Regions from separate parts of the Homo sapiens genome. Here region 2 is linked to region 1. Evidence: chromatin loops called from intact Hi-C (ENCODE). Cell type or tissue: mammary epithelial cell. All regions are shown on one strand.

Evidence for each region. Peaks named below come from ENCODE experiments on the same cell type or tissue, not always from the same donor. Only the 100,000 strongest peaks of a DNase experiment are listed, where the experiment ranks them.
Region 2: a loop joins it to region 1, with 5 times the contacts of the local background. A loop is called at or near these places in 47 of 110 quality-filtered maps.

What each region holds. Positions count from the first base shown.
Region 1 is chr1:151,832,494-151,840,493 of GRCh38, forward strand. It overlaps C2CD4D (C2 calcium dependent domain containing 4D), which reads right to left and starts at 7,327. Exons shown (of 2, transcript NM_001394591.1): 1 at 7,171-7,327; 2 at 5,325-6,727. The coding sequence starts at 6,496. The coding sequence ends at 5,435. C2CD4D-AS1 (C2CD4D and THEM5 antisense RNA 1) reads left to right here and starts at 5,784. Exons shown (of 4, transcript NR_152846.1): 1 at 5,784-6,244. RefSeq lists silencers at 5,881-5,980, 5,991-6,110, 6,181-6,270 and enhancers at 7,074-7,123, 7,664-7,733. In mammary epithelial cell, CTCF peaks have their summits at 4,132 (motif pointing left) and 7,207; DNase peaks (open chromatin) are centred at 268, 4,168, 4,518 and 7,358; H3K4me3 peaks cover 1,271 bases; H3K27ac peaks cover 3,459 bases.
Region 2 is chr1:151,602,250-151,610,249 of GRCh38, forward strand. No RefSeq gene overlaps it. Among named protein-coding and RNA genes, the nearest start is that of SNX27, 5.8 kb to the right of the region's middle. In mammary epithelial cell, no CTCF peak of the experiment used is centred here; DNase peaks (open chromatin) are centred at 4,422 and 6,272.

The DNA.
Region 1 (8,000 bases):
CATGGTGGGGAAGAGGAGAGGAGAGATGCTGCACTGGACTCATTGGGAGAAGGAGAGGCTCCCAGACCTAGTGGCCCACACTGAGGCCTGCAGTGAAGGCTCTGAAGGGGGCCAAGAGGACGAGGCTTCTGGGGATCCTGGTGCTGCTTTTCTCCTGCATGGCCTGGGCCCAGAGTTTGATTAGCTGGGCCTGACTCTCCTGGTTACCCAACAAGCAACTGGCCAGGGGCCAGGCTGCAGCAAGAGGCTCCCTGGCACCTCCTCCTGCTCTCGTTCCCAGCTGGTAAACAGCAGAGCAGGAGTCAGCCATGCCACAGCCTCGTGACTCGCCCACTCCCCCCCACCTGGTGCACGTGGCACCTGGCATGGAGAGGGCAAGCAGCTGTCCCTTCCCTCTTCTGCCGTCTCGTCTCGCCATCCTCCACTCCTGCCCAACCCTGGAGCTTCACACTCTGCTACCATCAGCACCTCTGTTCTTAGGTAGCTCCCAGAGTCTCCCCATGGCTGCAGATTGAGAGATAAAGGTAGAAGTGGAGAAGGACTTTTCAACTCCTAGGGTCATTGACAGTGGATGAGTAGTGAGAAAGAGGAGGGGAAGTTTTGGGGACCTTCTGCACTGAGTCTAAGGGTATGTGCCTATGCCTCTGAGGCTCTGATTATCCCCCGTGTTCTTTTGGTAAATGTGGGCCCACGCATCCATGTATGCATCTCTGCACAGAACAGGATGTTGGTCTGTTTGGGGGCTCTGCACCTTGGGCAGGTTTGGAGTGAGAGGTAAAGTGCTTTGCAGCTCCCTTCCCCCCCGCCCCCCCAGCACCCTCCAGCTGACAGGAGGAGCCAGCAACATGCCGGGCGTGGGAGTGCAGGGGAGATGCCGTTCTGCTCCCCTCCTCCCCAGAACTCCTCAGTTATCCCCCATCTCTCTGTCTCTCTTTGCTGGCTCCTGCCTGTCTGTGGCTCTTCTCCAGCTGTCCCCTCTCTATCTTTTCTCCTTTTTAGGCCTCTCTTCCTCTTGACTCTGGGTCTCCCAGGGGCCCTTCGTGACTACCTCTTCTACAACCCACCAATTGCAGGCACAGAGTGGAGGTCACGTAGAATGCTTGCGGATGGACACAGAGCATCCCCAGACACTGCAGGCACAGCTGACTCCCCAGTTGTGCCACTTTGTGCTACTATGTAGGGTGGGGAGGAAGTGACTGGAGATTTAGAAGACAGTATCCTGACCTCTAGGCCTAGGAGTGTCACATGCTTCCTAGGCATTCTCTACCTCTCCCCTGCCCTAAGCATGGATAGTTTGAGTTTTTTTTCTCCCCAGGGCAAGAAGATCCCTTGGTTATCCTTATGGGAAGTTCCCCCTCTTGTCTAAACTTTCTCCCTCTTGCTGCAATCACAGCCCCTTATCTGGAAGAATCGTCCTTTCAAAGCAGGGCGGTGGTTATTTCCTCTTCAAATACAATCTTATATAAGGAAGGGGCTGATAGGGATCAGAGAATCATTTCATCCCCACGTGCCCAGTCCCCTTATTGGGGAAATCTCCATGCTGGGGGCAAACACTCTGGAAGGGATGGGAGGTGGTGGTGGTGGCTTGGAACTGGGGAGCAGTCCCCAGCATCTCTTTCCTTCCTTCCCCAACCCTAAACCACAGAAACCACTTAAAGCTCAGCACAAATCTGCCCTTTCAGGGAGGGCCTGGGGGTCAAGGTGGAAAATATGTGGAGCCTGGGTAGTCTGCGGTGGCACACACTTCCCCAGCCCCATCCTTGGAGGGCCCTCTCCTTGGGATGCCTGATCCAGTGATTAGGGACCACTTTTCTTTGGGTTCTAGGGGGTTCCATGCCTGGGGACGCCTCAACCCACTGGAGTGACTCAGGGATGGGTTGTGCCTCAACCGTTGAAAAAGGACAGCCCAGGCTCTGTAACCTTCGGTAGCCTCCAGATCTCACAGTCCCCACCCCTCCCCCTTCTTGTCACAAAGGCCACTGTGGGTGGAGGAACAGTGGGAGTTTGACCCTAGCTCCTGGCCTTGAACTTTCCACAGTGACCCTGCTTGTACCTCTCCTCTACCAATTAACATTTATAGTCACACAGGCTTGGAGGTGGCAAGAAGGGTTTAAATGCTGGGGCAGAATCACTTATAAGAATGTGGTCTGCCATTTACTAGCTGTAGGCCCTGAGGGAAATCTCAGCCCTCAGCTACCACATCAGTAAAAATGGGGCAATAATACCTGTCCTAACTAGTGGATTTTTTTGTTTTGTTTTGTTTTTGAGACAAGGTCTCACTTTGTCACCCAGGCTGGAGTGCAGTGGCGTGATCTCAGCTTACTGCAGGCTTGACCTCCTGGGTTCAAGAGGTCCTCCTGCTTCAGCCCCCCAAGTAGTTGGGACTACAAGTGCATGCCACCACATGCAACTAATTTTTGCATTTTTTGTAGAGATGGGGTTTCACCATGTTGCCCAGGCTGGTCTCAAACTCCTGAGCTCAGGTAATCTGCCCGCCTCAGCCTCCCACATTTATCCACTTATCAAAGTGTTAGGATTACAGTCATGAGCCACCACACCTGGCCTCTGACTAGTGTTTATAGAAGTGCTTTGGGGCCAGAGCAATCTGCACACTGGAGGGTTTCTTAGGACCTCCTCACTCCCATGTTTCTGTACTTTAGCTACCCAGGATGTTCCTCCAGCAATGCTAGGGCCCCCATCACAGAGCCTCAGGGCTGTGAATGCTGAGTGAACTGCTCCTGGGAGGAGTGGCCTTGGATTTCCTCACAGCTTCCCCTAAGCAGTTGGGGTGGCAGTGGGGGTGTCTGGGTGGAGTCAGGTCAGAACCTTTCCCTCCAGCCAGGGCTGTTCCCCAGGCAAGCTTACTTAACCTATCTATCTGATCCATTTCTTTCTTTGTAAAGTGGGAATAATAATACCTACTCTCCTGAGTGGTTGTGACGCGGTGGCTTACGCCTGTAATCCCAGCACTTTGGGAGGCCGAGGTGGGTGGATCATGAGACCGAGACCGAGATCATGAGACCAAATCAGGAGATCGAGACCATCCTGGCTAACACGGTGAAACCCCGTCTCTACTAAAAATACAAAAAACCAGCGGGTGTGGTGGCACGCGCCTGTAGTGGCAGCTACTCGGGAGGCTGAGGCAGGAGAATCACTTGAACCTGGGAGGTGGAGATTGCAGTGAGACGAGATCGCACCACCGCACTCCAGCCTGGGCAACAGAGTGAGACTCCGTCCCCCCACCCCAAAAAAGAGGAATACTAATATCTACTCTACTGAGTGGTTGTGATGATCAACTGAGATAACACAGATAAAGTTCAGGACCTGGTCCAAAGTACTATGGTTAAAAAAAAAAAGTTTCCTCTCCTCCCTCCCTCTTTCTGTCCCTATAATCTTCCCTTCTCTTTATCTGACCCCTCTTTTCTATTCCCTTTCTTGCTTTATTTTTCTCTGTAACATATCACCAAGTAGCATTCTTTACATTTTAATGGCTTATTTTATCACTTTTCTGATCCCCATGTCTGTTTAATCACTGCTGTATCCAATGCCTGCCACCTGATGGACCTTCCCGAAGTATTTGTTGAAGGAATGCATGAATGAAGGTTCTACGGCCTCTAACTTTCTTTCCAGATACTTTCAAATGGGCATCAAATCCAGTTTCTCACCAAGGGTTGTTATGGGAGAATTTGGGGGCTGAAATAGAAATCCAGTACTAGGGGTAGACCTAAATCTATAGGTAGACTTCCCAGAATTCAAACATGGGATTTTAAACTGGCAGGGTACGAAACCTTTGCAGAGCTACCATCTTAGGGAAGGAGGCCCCTTTTAGAGTGACTTGATTGGGAGGCAGCAGCTGGCAGTGGGGGGTATTATCTTGAAGTGATTAAGAGTCCACACTCTGGAGCCAGACTCCCTGAATTCTTCCCTTTACTAGCTATGTGAGTCCTAGTTCTTCCCTTTACTAGCTATGCGAGGCCCAAGATCCCATTGGATAATAATAGTATTTACACCCTAATAGAAGGTGCTGGGAGGAATAAATGGCTTGACTAATTGTTGGAACAGTTCCTCATGTGGTTATAATCCATGTGTAGTAGTTAGCACTTAGGATTGTTTGGTCAATGCCACCACCTGGTGGACACCTGGAGCAAGAGTTCTCTGGCCTAGGGCTGGGTGGTGCGGACCCAATCAGGGAAGGGAGAAGGAACTGGAGAGCTGTCTGAATGAAGCCGTGTGTGTGTGTGTGTGTGTGTGTGTGTGTGTGTGTGTGTCTCTGTGTGTGTGTCTCTGTGTGTGTGTGTGTGTGTGTGTGTGTGTGTGTGTGTTGGAATTTAACGTGTCCAGGTGCTGAGGCTTTTGAGGTTTTGTCAGATCCCGCAAGCTTAGCCCTGGTGCAGGCCACAGCTGGCACCATGAAAAATGAGAAAGGGCCCAAGGGAGAGGGAGAAAGAAGTTGGGTTAGCCTAGTGCCTACCTCACTTCCTCCCTCCCTCCTCCAAGCCTGGCCTGAGTCCAGAGGAACCGGCTCCTGGGAAGGTGGAGGGAGAGAGAAGAAGGTCACTGCTGACGTCAGGGACATTCAGGTAGAGGTAAACACAATGTGACCTACAATTATCCACCTCCCCCCACCCCCACCTCCTTCTGGCTGGAGGAGGCTCTTCTGGCATTCCTGAGAACAGTTCTCACACTTTGGTAGTACCCCACCTCCCCCCTTTCAATCCCTGGGACATTATATCTCATTCATTTGGTACCCAAGCACCTCTCTGGTTCTTGGCTCCAGACTTGCCCCACCCCTCAAGGGACGCACAGGTGTGGAAGAGGCAAGAGGGAAGAAGGAAGACTAAAGGGCACTCTGTGTTCATCTGACATCCCCTGACTCACTCTCAAGAGCCAGAAATTTCATCTGTCTTCAGGACAGATGTGGGTTTTAGAGGGGCACAGGAAGGGAGTGTTAATTTCCTCTGTGCAGCCTCAAGTGGAAGGTGGCTTGTGTTGGTTTCTGTCAGAGTGACTCAGTGATTGCAGGGCTCCCTGATTGTTCGGGGGCCTTGTTGGCCGGGGACCTTAGGACCTACTTGGCCCAGATCTACTGAAGGAGCATCTCATAGGGATGGAGCCCAGGACCCTGCATATTTAAAAAGCTCTTCCAGGATTTCTGATGTCTGGTTATTCTGATGCTCCTTCAAGCTTGAGAACCACTGCTTAAGGTCTGCTCTACTCAGACCGTCTGAATGAGCATCTTCCCCCCGCGTATGGCCGGGATAGAGGGAAGATCGGTAGGCTCTATGCCCGAGCGTGTAAGGTGCCAGTAAGGGGAAATATCTGGCTAAGGACAAGGGGACATTTTATTAGCAAAAATAAATACAAGCCGGGCAGGGTGGAAAGAATGTGGACTGCAGACACAGTGGAGACGTCCTGAGGAAGCCAGGGGCTCAGGCTACAGGCTGAGATGGGTGGGCGCCAGGGATGACCCGGGACCTAGTCCCCCACCCAGCGGGGGCAGCAGCGCAATGAGGGGCGTCTCGCACTCCCCCAGCAGCACATCCCTGCGAAGTCCCGCGCCCCTGTCTAGCACCTTGGCTCTCAGGCTGCGGGCGGCCAGGTCCGGGGGGCCGAGCCCGTCGAAAAAGAAATCCTCGTTGAAGATGGGGTTGGCGCTGCACTTGACCACGCGGCTCTGCTGCTCCCGCGGCCGGACGCGGGGCCGCAGCCTCAGCACCACACAGCAGCCGCCGCCGCCGCTCCCGGGGCGGGACCGCGGCCGGGGCAGGCCCTCGGCGCTCACTAGGCGCAGCCGCAGCCGCCCGGGCCCGGCCTGATATTCGGTGGAGAGCCGCAGCTGCCCGCCGCGGGGCCCCAGGCGCAGCACGCTCTCGCGCGTGGGCCGCAGCTGGCAGCACAGGAAGTCCAGGTGGAAGAGCGGCGGCGTGGGCGGCCCGGCGCGGCGCGGCGAGTGCGGGCTGGTATCGGCCGAGCTCGCTTTTTCTGGGGACAGAGAGTGAGGCCTGGACACCCGGCGCCGGCCCAGGCCTGGCCGCGGGGAGCCGAAGGGCGACGAGTCCGGCGACGAGGCCGTGTCGCTGTCGGGGGCCCGGCAGAGGCGCAGGTCCGGGGCGGAGACGTGCAGCCGGGACTGCGCCGCGGGGAGTCCCCCGGCCGGGGCAGGTGGCGGCCCGTGGAACAGGGATTCCCGCCGGCGCGTGTGCGGGCTCTCGGGCAGGAAGGCCCAGCCTTCGCGGCCCGCCAGGTGAGGCAGCGAGCAGGTCGCGGGGAGGCCGCGCCCCGCCACGTGCCGCCGGGCCGCGGGCACTGCGCCGCCCGGGTCCGGGAGCCGAGGCGGGATGAAGAACTGCGGGATGCGATCCGGGGTGAGGACGTTGGGGCAGGCGCTTGTGGGCGGGCCCGGGGCGCGACGCTTGGAGAACAGGCCGGAAGGCGCCCAACGGGCCGCAGGCTCCGCGGCCCCCACCTTATAGCCAGCTTTTTCCAAGAGCCACATGCGGTGGGTGGGGTAATGGAATTCCGAATTCCGCAGGGCCGAGAGGGTCCAAATCCCGTCTCAGATGGGAGTGCTCGGCGGAGCGGGGCTGGGCGAGGAGCGCAGAGGAGTCAGAGGTGAGTGATGCTGGCGTACACCGGGCGGTCAGCCACCGCGCCCCGGTCTCCGGACCCACTGGGAGCGCGGACCCCTATTTGAGCAGAAAAAGAAAGGGCGGCGCAGTCTGGGGGGCTGGGGAGAAATGGAGGGAGCAAAGGGCCAGTCAGTCACATTTTCATATACGGGCCTCCGTCACCAAGTACACAGATTCTCCCACTGGTACTAAAGATGCCCCATTCACCTTACAGTTAGAGGGCCCATATAGTATCCACCAGAACCCTAGGGTACTATTAGGACAAATAGGATAATAACCGCATTATAGCAAAAGGACTCAGATCCCAACCCCCCTGGGACACTGCGCCCTAGGCGGGCTCACGCCCTCCTCCCCCGCCCATTTCGAAGACTTGGGTTTTCCTCTGGGATCCAGTCTGGCGCCCCTTGGGACTTCCTCCCTTTGCCAGGCTGCCCCGGCTCAAGCTTCTCTGGCCTGAGCCATCCCTCAGTCCTAGCCCCACCTGCCTCCTCTGGCTCCTCCTTCCCCTCCTCGAGTCGCTCCAAGCCAGAAGAGGACTCACTTCTGCTCCTGGCAGCCAGGGGACACACCTGGCTGCTGACCTCAGGACACCCTGGGCTGGTCCAAGGAGACGCACCTCCCGGGGACACAGAATCCCACCCCCAGTAGCCCTGACCGTCCAGCTCCCGCGCCTCCCAGCCCTACCGCATCCCGCGTCTGCAGGGCGGGGCCGGGCCGTTGGGTCGCCCCTCCTACTCTCCACTCCTTTTCTCCCTCGGAAACCACCGAGCACAAAGGCAGCATTGATTCTCCGCCACCCTCAGAGCGGTCTCCGGAAGGCTCCGCCACCACGCGCTCGCCTCACCCCTGCGCGGAGCCACCAAGAGCACCGTGTTCCGACCCTCTGCCCTGGGATCCGAGCTAGCGACCCTCTCCGTCGCGCGCCCGGAGTGCTGGCCTCACCTGTGGGTCGCTTTTGGGTTCTGGCCTCAGGCCCTGAAACTTTCAGAGCCAGAGGGGAGCAGCTTTCTCTGCAGCTTGCTCCCCCAGCGCAGTCCTTATGGGAGGAGCTGGCAGGGGCCTCCGCTGCCTACGTCCTACCTCTTTTCCTGGATAAACACAGCTCTGTCTGCGCGGCCATCAGCCCGGTCTTCTGACTTCCTCCAGCTGAAGCCAGGTTTCTAGCAACAATCCATTCCTGTGCCCAGGCCTCCTCTGCTGAAGCTGGGCTGCTTAGGGGTGGGGGAGGGCTACAGAGAAGAGGGAGACGGCCATCAGTGGACAGTGGCCACTTCTTTGGTGCTCGGTTCCAACCCCAGCCCTCACAGGTGAAGTCCATCTTCTGTAAAACCCTCCTGGTTGAAATCCTGCCTTGGCCCCCAGTGCCCTGTT
Region 2 (8,000 bases), 230 kb before region 1:
CTCTACCTTTAATCCTGACATTTATGTGGGACCATAAATTTCTTTATTATTTACACTTTTGAATTTTCTATGCTTGTAGCCAAAAGCATTCTAAGGACGTATTAAAGATGAAAGCTAAACAGGAACCAAAGCAGAGGACCCAAGTCTCACACATTTTCCCATTGGATAATGCCAACAATGCAGAAACCTCATTGGTCTATTTGTTATGAGGTCTCCTGATCTATTGTATTATTTCTGTAGTGTTGGTCCTGGGAGGTAATTTCTAGGAAAAGGGACCCTTGGAAAATTGAGTTTGATTTTAAGAAAAAAAAGTGGGGGAAGTACTGGAAAAGAGGGAGAAACACAGTTAATAGAGTGACAATTGCCTAGATAGTTGCTGCTGGAAGGATAGTGAAAAATGATAATGATATTTGGGAGTGGCCTTTGAAGCATGACAGTCTGATGTAGTGAGAGGGCATGACAGAAAAAAAAGCCAGCCAGTGTGGCTGTAAGAGCCAGGGAACTTTTCTTTTTTTTTCTCTTTGAGATGGAGTTTCCCTCTCGTTGTCCAGGCTGGAGTGCAATGGTGCAATCTTGGCTTATCGCAACCTCTGCCTCCTGAGTTCAAGCGATTCTCCTGCCTCAGCCTCCTGAGTAGCTGGGATTACAGGCATGCGCCACTACGCCTGGCTAATTTTGTATTTTTAGTAGAGATGGGGTTTCTCCATGTTAGTCAGGCTGGTCTCGAACTCCTGACCTCAGGTGATCTGCCCGCCTCGGCATCCCAAAGTACTGGGATTACAGGCGTGAGCCACCGCGCTCAGCCAAAGCCAGGGAACTTTTCTTCCCAATGGGAAACCCAGTGAACCTCAGAGAGGTGATGTTATGGCAAAGTGGAAGACAGGGGCATGATATGAAGGTGACCAGGGAAAGGGAACACTACAGCTATAGAATGCTGATAGAGAGCCAACAGAATGATAATTACAAGCTAAGCTGACATAAATTCTCCCTCAAGTTAAACCTGTGCTGATTGTATTAGCTATTGTTTAGCGTCTACCCAGCAAGCTTTCTTCTTAGGCACATGACCTGGGCATGGGATCCAGGTTTGGATAATCATAGTTCTTCTAGAAACTTTATTTATTTACTTATTCACTTATTTAAAGACAGTGTCTCGGCCAGGCATGGTGGCTCATGCCTGTAATCCCAGTACTTTGGGAGGCCGAGGTGGGCGGATCACTTGAGGTTAGGAGTTCGAGACCAGCCTGGCCAACATGGTGAAACCCTGTCTCTACTAAAAATACAAAAATTAATTGGGCATGGTGGTACACGCCTGTAATCCCAGCTATTTGGGAGGCTGAGGCAGGAGAATAGCTTGAACCTCAGAGGCAGAGGTTGCAGTGAGGCGAGACCATGCCACTGCACTCCAGCTTGGGTGACAGAGTGAGACTCCATCTCAAAAAAAAAATAAATAAATAAATAAAATAAATAAAATAGCCGGGTGCGGTGGCTCACGACTGTAATCCCAGCACTTTGGGAGGCTGAGGCGGGAGGATCACGAGGTCAGGAGATCGAGATCATCCTGGTTAACACAGTGAAACCCCTCTCTACTAAAAATACAAAAGAAAAAAAAAATTGCCAGGTGTGGTGGCGGGCGCCTGTAGTCCCAGCTACTCAGGAGGCTGAGGCAGGAGAATGGCATGAACCCGGGATGAGCCGAGATCGTGCCACTGCACTCCAGCCTGGGCGACAGAGCGAGACTCCATCTCAAAATAAATAAATAAATAAAATAAAATAAAATAAAATAACACAAAATAAAGTCAGAGTCTTGTTGTGTCATCCAGGCTGGAGTGCAGTGGTGGGATCATAGCTCACTGCAGCCTCCAACTCCTGGGCTCAAGGGATCCTCCCATCCCAGCCTTCTGTGTAGCTAAGACTACAGGCATGTGCCACTATGCCTGGCTAATTTTAAAATTGTTTTGTAGAGACAGGGTCTTGCTATGTTTCCCAGACTGGTCTTGAACTCCTAGGCTCAAAAGATCCTCCTGAAACATCCTCCCAAAGTGCTAGGATTACAGGCATGAGCCACTACACCTGGCTGTGTGGTTTGTTATGTAGCTACAATTAACTGGAATACTCAATGTCCTCCTTAGCTATGTGAAGCAATACGTATTCTTTGCTTAAGTTAGTTTGAATTGAGTTTTTGTCACTTGCAACTAATCTTGACAATTACTTGCAAGGAATCTTGACTAATAAACTCTCTAGTCTCTAGGTATTATTCACTCCTTGTGAGTCAGTTACTCAGATTGCCAAAAAAGTAATTTTTCATGTGGTGTTCATGGAAAAAGTATAGAAAGGTAGTGAAGAGGAAAGAAGAGAGAATTAGGGTAAGGGCCTTAAACAAGGACCCCCTTTTTGTTCTCTTTAACCCATGAACCCATGGATAATGGATGTGTCATTGCCGTTTTTTTTTTTTTTTTTTTTTTTTGAGGCAAGGTCTCCCTCTGTAGCCCAGCCTGAAACGCAGTAGTGCAATCATAGCTCCCTGTAACCTCGACCTCCTGGGCTCAAGTGATCCTCCCGCCTCAGTTTTTTGAGCAGCTGGGACTACAGGCATGCACCACCACACCCAGCCAACTTTTAAAATTCTGTGGCAAGATGCGGTCTTGCTATGTTGGCCAGACTGGTCTTGAACTCAAGTGATACTTCCCGTCTTGGACCCACAAAGTGCTGGGATTACAGGTGTGAGCCACTGTGTCCAGTTCATTGCCTCTTTTAAACTATTTAATTTTTCTCCTTAGGGTTGAGTTCTGGCCACTGATTTGCTGAGTGACCTTTGACAAATCGCTGTACCTTGCTGGGTATGTTGCTTTTTCTGAAGGGTAGTGGTAGAGGGAGATATTTCTTTATCAGAAAAAATGAGCAAATGGGGCTAGATGTGATATTTGTTAGAATTATAAATAAAAGCAGCCGGGCGTAGTAGCTCATGCCTGTAATCCCAGCACTTTGGGAGGTGGAGATGGGTGGATCACTTGAGGTCAGGAGTTCACTGGCCAACACAGTGAAACCCCATCTCTACTAAAAATACAAAAATTAGGCTGGTATGGTGGTGCACGCCTATAATCCCAGCTACTCGGGAAGCTGAGGCAGGAGATTGGCTTGATCCCGGGAGGTGGAGGTTGCAGTGAGCCGAGATCTCGCCACCACTGCACTTCATCCTGGGCGACAAAGTGAGACTCTGTCTCAAAAAAAAAAAAAAAAAAAAAGGTGATGTGCTAAGCATTCTGCTAGGCATTTTCTACATATCGCTGATTTGATCCCCACCATGGCCGTATTAGCCACTTTTTGTCCTTTCCTAGACTTGTATTCTAGAAACACTTGTTCAGCTCCTTCTCTGTGCTTCTTATTCTCATACACTGTCAGGGCACAAGTCATGTATGACCAGTTCCTTGTCTTCAAGAAGCTTATATTCAGATTGGAAAAGTAAAGTTAAACTAGATATTAAATTGTTATGGTCTAAACTGTGCACTCCAGCCTGGGTGACAGAGTGAGACTCTGTTTATTTCTTTTTATTTTTTTGGGGGGTACAGAGTCTCAGGCTGGAGTGCAGTGGCACGATCTTGGCTCACTGCAACCTCTGCCTCCCAGGTTCAAGCAATTCTCCTGCCTCAGCCTCCCGAGTTGCTAGGATTATAAGTGGTAGCTAGGATTACAGCTACCATGCCACCACGCCTCGCTAATTTTTGTATTTTTGGTAGAGACGGGGTTTCATCATGTTGGCTGGGCTGGTCTTGAACTCCGGACCTCAGGTGATGTGCCTGCCTCGGCCTCCCAAAGTGCTGGGATTACAGGCATGAGCCACCATGCCCGGCAACTCTGTTTAAAAAAAAAAAAAAAAAAAAATTAAACGGAGTGGTACTGACCTAAATGCAGTAAGAGTTACATTAAATTACCCATTGCTGTGTAACACAGTACCACAAAGTTAGCAGCTTAAAGCAACAAGTATATACTATCTCACAGTTTCTATTGGTGTTAGGAGTCTGGGCTGGGCTTAACTGGGTCCTTGGCTCACGGCATCACAAGACTGCTTTCAAGGTGCCAGCTGGGCTGTGTTTCTTTGTGGAGCCCAGGATCCTCTTCTAAGTTCATGTGGTTGCTGGGAGAATTTCTTGAGGGTGTAGGACTGAGGACCCCAGTTTCTTGGTGTCAGCCCAGAGCCACACTGAGCACCTAGAGAGGGCCCTGCAGTTCCTACTGTGTGGCCCTCTCCACAGGCACTTCACAACATGGCAGCTTGCTTCCTCAAGGCTGGCACAAGTCTCCTGCTCTAGTCTGCTAAGAAGTGTTATATAATGTCATATAATCATGGGAGTGACACATCCTCACCTTTGCCATATTCTATTGCCTAGAAGCAAGTCACAGGTTCTACCCACACTCAAGAGGAAGGGATTACACAAGAGCATGACTCACTGAGGGGGATCACCTGAAGGTATATTTGCCTCAGGAATTTAGAAAAGAGGGATGTCAGAGTGAACTGGAGTCCCCAGGGGAGGCTTTATGGAAGGACTTCAGCCAGGTCTTAAAGGAAGAGTAGAATTTAGTTCAGCAAAGGGAAATAAAGAGGCAGAACATCTAGGACCAAAGAACTCCATGAGCAAAAGTATGGAGGTGGGATTCTCACCTAAGTAATTCCTACACAAAAAGGTAACAGAAACCTGACGACCTTGCAGATCACAAGGGGTAGGAGGAACTTTTTCTTATTGAACCAAAGGGAAGCTGGGTAGGGGAAGGAGAATGTCCTGGCTTAGTGTCAGAAAATTTGGGTTCAAGGTTCAGGTCTGGTATTAACTAGCAGTGTGACTGGGACCTGCTGGTTATCTGAGCCTAGCTTCTTGTGACCATTTCGATTGACTTTGTTATTGTGAGAACGAGACAAGCTCTTGGATGCAAAGTGCTCTGTCAATGGTCCAGATCCTATTTCTGAAAGCAGCATCATTGACTCCCACTCTCTCTGGGTCCCCCAGCCCCCTGGCTCCTCTTTCACTGGATGCTCTCCCTCTTTCAGTCTCCTAAATGGGGTGACCATGGGAGCAGATTCTCCACGTTCTGGACTTGGCACTCTTCTCATCTGACTGCACAGTATGTTTTGGGGTTCTCATCTACCACCACCCAGGGCTGATGGCTCCCAAATCTAAGTTCTGGCCCAGACTCCTTTCCCCAGGTCCACACTCATGTGTTCAACCAGTTGTTGGACAATTCCTCTGGGCTTTCCCAAAGGCCCCAAATTAAACTAATCTTCTTCTTGTTTAAATCAAACAAATTTAAACAAATTAAATTAATTTTCCCTGCAAACCTCTTCCGCTTCCTTTTTATGCCATGTCTTGGGGAATCACATCACCATGTCAGGAATCTTATGTCATTCCTTCCTCCCCTACCTTTGCACCTGAGATCCTAGTGGTCACCAAGTCCCTTCTCTCCTGTGCATCCCCCTCCTTGTATTCCCACCACTACTGCCCTAGTTGGCACCTCATTAATTCCCACTGGAATCACTGCAAATGCTTCATAACTGATCTTTCTATCTGACTTCATTCTCCACACATCCTGCAGCATGAACTTTTTGAAGCACAGATTTGTGAATGCCTGTGCTCTGCTTAAAAGCAATCAGAGGCCCCTCACTAATAAGGAATGAAATTCAAACTCCTGGGCATGATATTTGATTTTTTTTTTTTTTGAGACAGAGTCTTGCTCTGTTGCCCAGGCTGGAGTGCAGTGGCGCAATCTCGGCTCACTGCAAGCTCTGCCTCCTAGGTTCACGCCATTCTCCTGCCTCAGCCTCCCGAGTAGCTGGGACTACGGGTGCCCGCCACCATGCCCGGCTAATTTTTTTATTTTTTATTTTTTGTATTTTTAGTAGAGAAGGGGTTTCACCATGTTAGCCAGGATGGTCTCGATCTCCTGACCTCGTGATCCGCCCACCTCGGCCTCCCAAAGTGCCGGGATTACAGGCGTGAGCCACAGCGCCCGGCCGATATTCGATATTTTAAGCCCTCCTGGATCTGACTCTTGCCCACCTCCCCTGTCCACTTCCTGTCTCCTCTGCTCCAGTCCTACTGAACTGTGTGGTCTCACACTGTACTGTGTTCTTTCAAATCTCTGTGTGTTTGAATATGCTGTTTCCTTTGTCAGAAATGCCCTTCCACCACTATCCTTCTCTGCCGCAATTGCTAACTCTTCTCATCTGTAATCACTTAGCTCAGCTCTCCCATTTCGTGAGTCATCTTCCCTAACTCCTCCCTCTGGATACGTGGAAGTCCCTCCGATGTGCAATCCTAGCAGCTTGTGCAGGACTCTCCTCACAGCTCTCATCATGCTCTATTGCAATGGTTTTTTGTTTTCTCTCCTGCTAGATTGTGAATTCTCACCAGCAGTAATGGTGTCTTATTTTCTTTTGTTATTTTAATGCTCTGATCATCTTTTCTTCCAACCTGATCCTTTCTAAATATTTTTAAATTTATTTTTTGAATAGGCAACACTCATGTGACTGAAAATTCAGAAGTTACATAAAGGTATAAAGTGAAAAGTCTCTCTCCTACCCCTGTCCCCGCCTCTGACACCCTAGCTATCCAGTCTCCCTCCCCAGCAGCAATCAGTGTTATCAATTTCTTGTGAATACTTCTAAAGATATAAAAATATATATGGTTCCCTTTTATTTTATTATTATCTTTTTAGATGGAGTCTTGCTCTGTCGCCAGGCTGGAGTGCAGTGGCGTGATCTTGGCTCACTGCAACCTCCACCTCCCAGGTTCAAGCGATTCTCCTGCCTCAGCCTTCTGATGAATACAGGCACCTGCCATTATGCCCGGCTAATTTTTGTATTTGTTTTGTTTTGTTTGTTTTTGAGACAGAGTCTTGCTCTGTTGCCCAGGCTGGAGTGCAGTGGCACAATCTCAGCTCACTGCAACCTCCACCTCCCGGGTTCAAGTGATTCTTCTGCCTCAGCCTCCCGAGTAGCTGGGACTACAGGTGTGCACCACCACACCCGGCTAATTTTTGTATTTTTAGTGGAGACGGGGTTTCGCCATGTTAGCCAGGCTGGTCTCAAACTCCTGACCTCAGGTGATCCACCCACCTCGGCCTCCCAAAGTGTTGGGATTACAGGCGTGAGCCACCGTGCCTGGCCCATGGTTCCCGTTTTATATACAAATAGTATCATGTTGTATAGATTGTGCTGCACTTTGTTTTCACCAAATCATATATAGTATTGATGATATGATCATTCCATATAAGTGCATACAGAGCTTCCTTATTCTGTGTTTACATTGATTCAATTTTCCATTGTGGATACATTATGATTTAACAAATAAACATTAGGTTGTTTTCAGTCTTTTGTGAATACAAACAATGCTGCAATGACTTAACTTCATAAAAACATCACTTCACACATGTGCAAGTGTAACAGTAGAATGAACTCCTGGAAGTGGAATCGCCTTCAGTTTGAGGAATATGTGTATTTGTAAGTTTGACCATGTCCTGTTGCCTTTCGGGGACATTCAGTATATTTTTATCTAATTCAGAGTAGGCATTCAGTATATTTTTATCTAATAAACCAATGAAAAAATAACTCTTTTAGGGGAGGCTCCCTTCTTTTTCCTTTCTCTGATGCCTTGCTTTCCCCATCCAGTGCTCAGTTCAAACCAAATTATTCATATTCAATCCAAATGCCACTATTATTTTGGAGCAAAACTCTTATATCAACTTTATTGTGTAACTAGTCAAGATCCTTCTTCATTAGCTTGGTTGTAAAATAAGGTCATATTAATTTTTATGTTCTAATTATAATGACTTTGAGTCCTCATCCCATATTTTGTGAGATCTCATCTTTGTTTTTTGGAGACAGGATCTCACTCTGATGGTCAGGCTGGAGTACAGTGGTGTGATCTCAGCTCTCTGCAGCCTTGACCTCCTAGGCTGAAGCGATCCTCCCACCTAAACCTCCTAAGTAGCTGGGACTACAGGTATGTGCC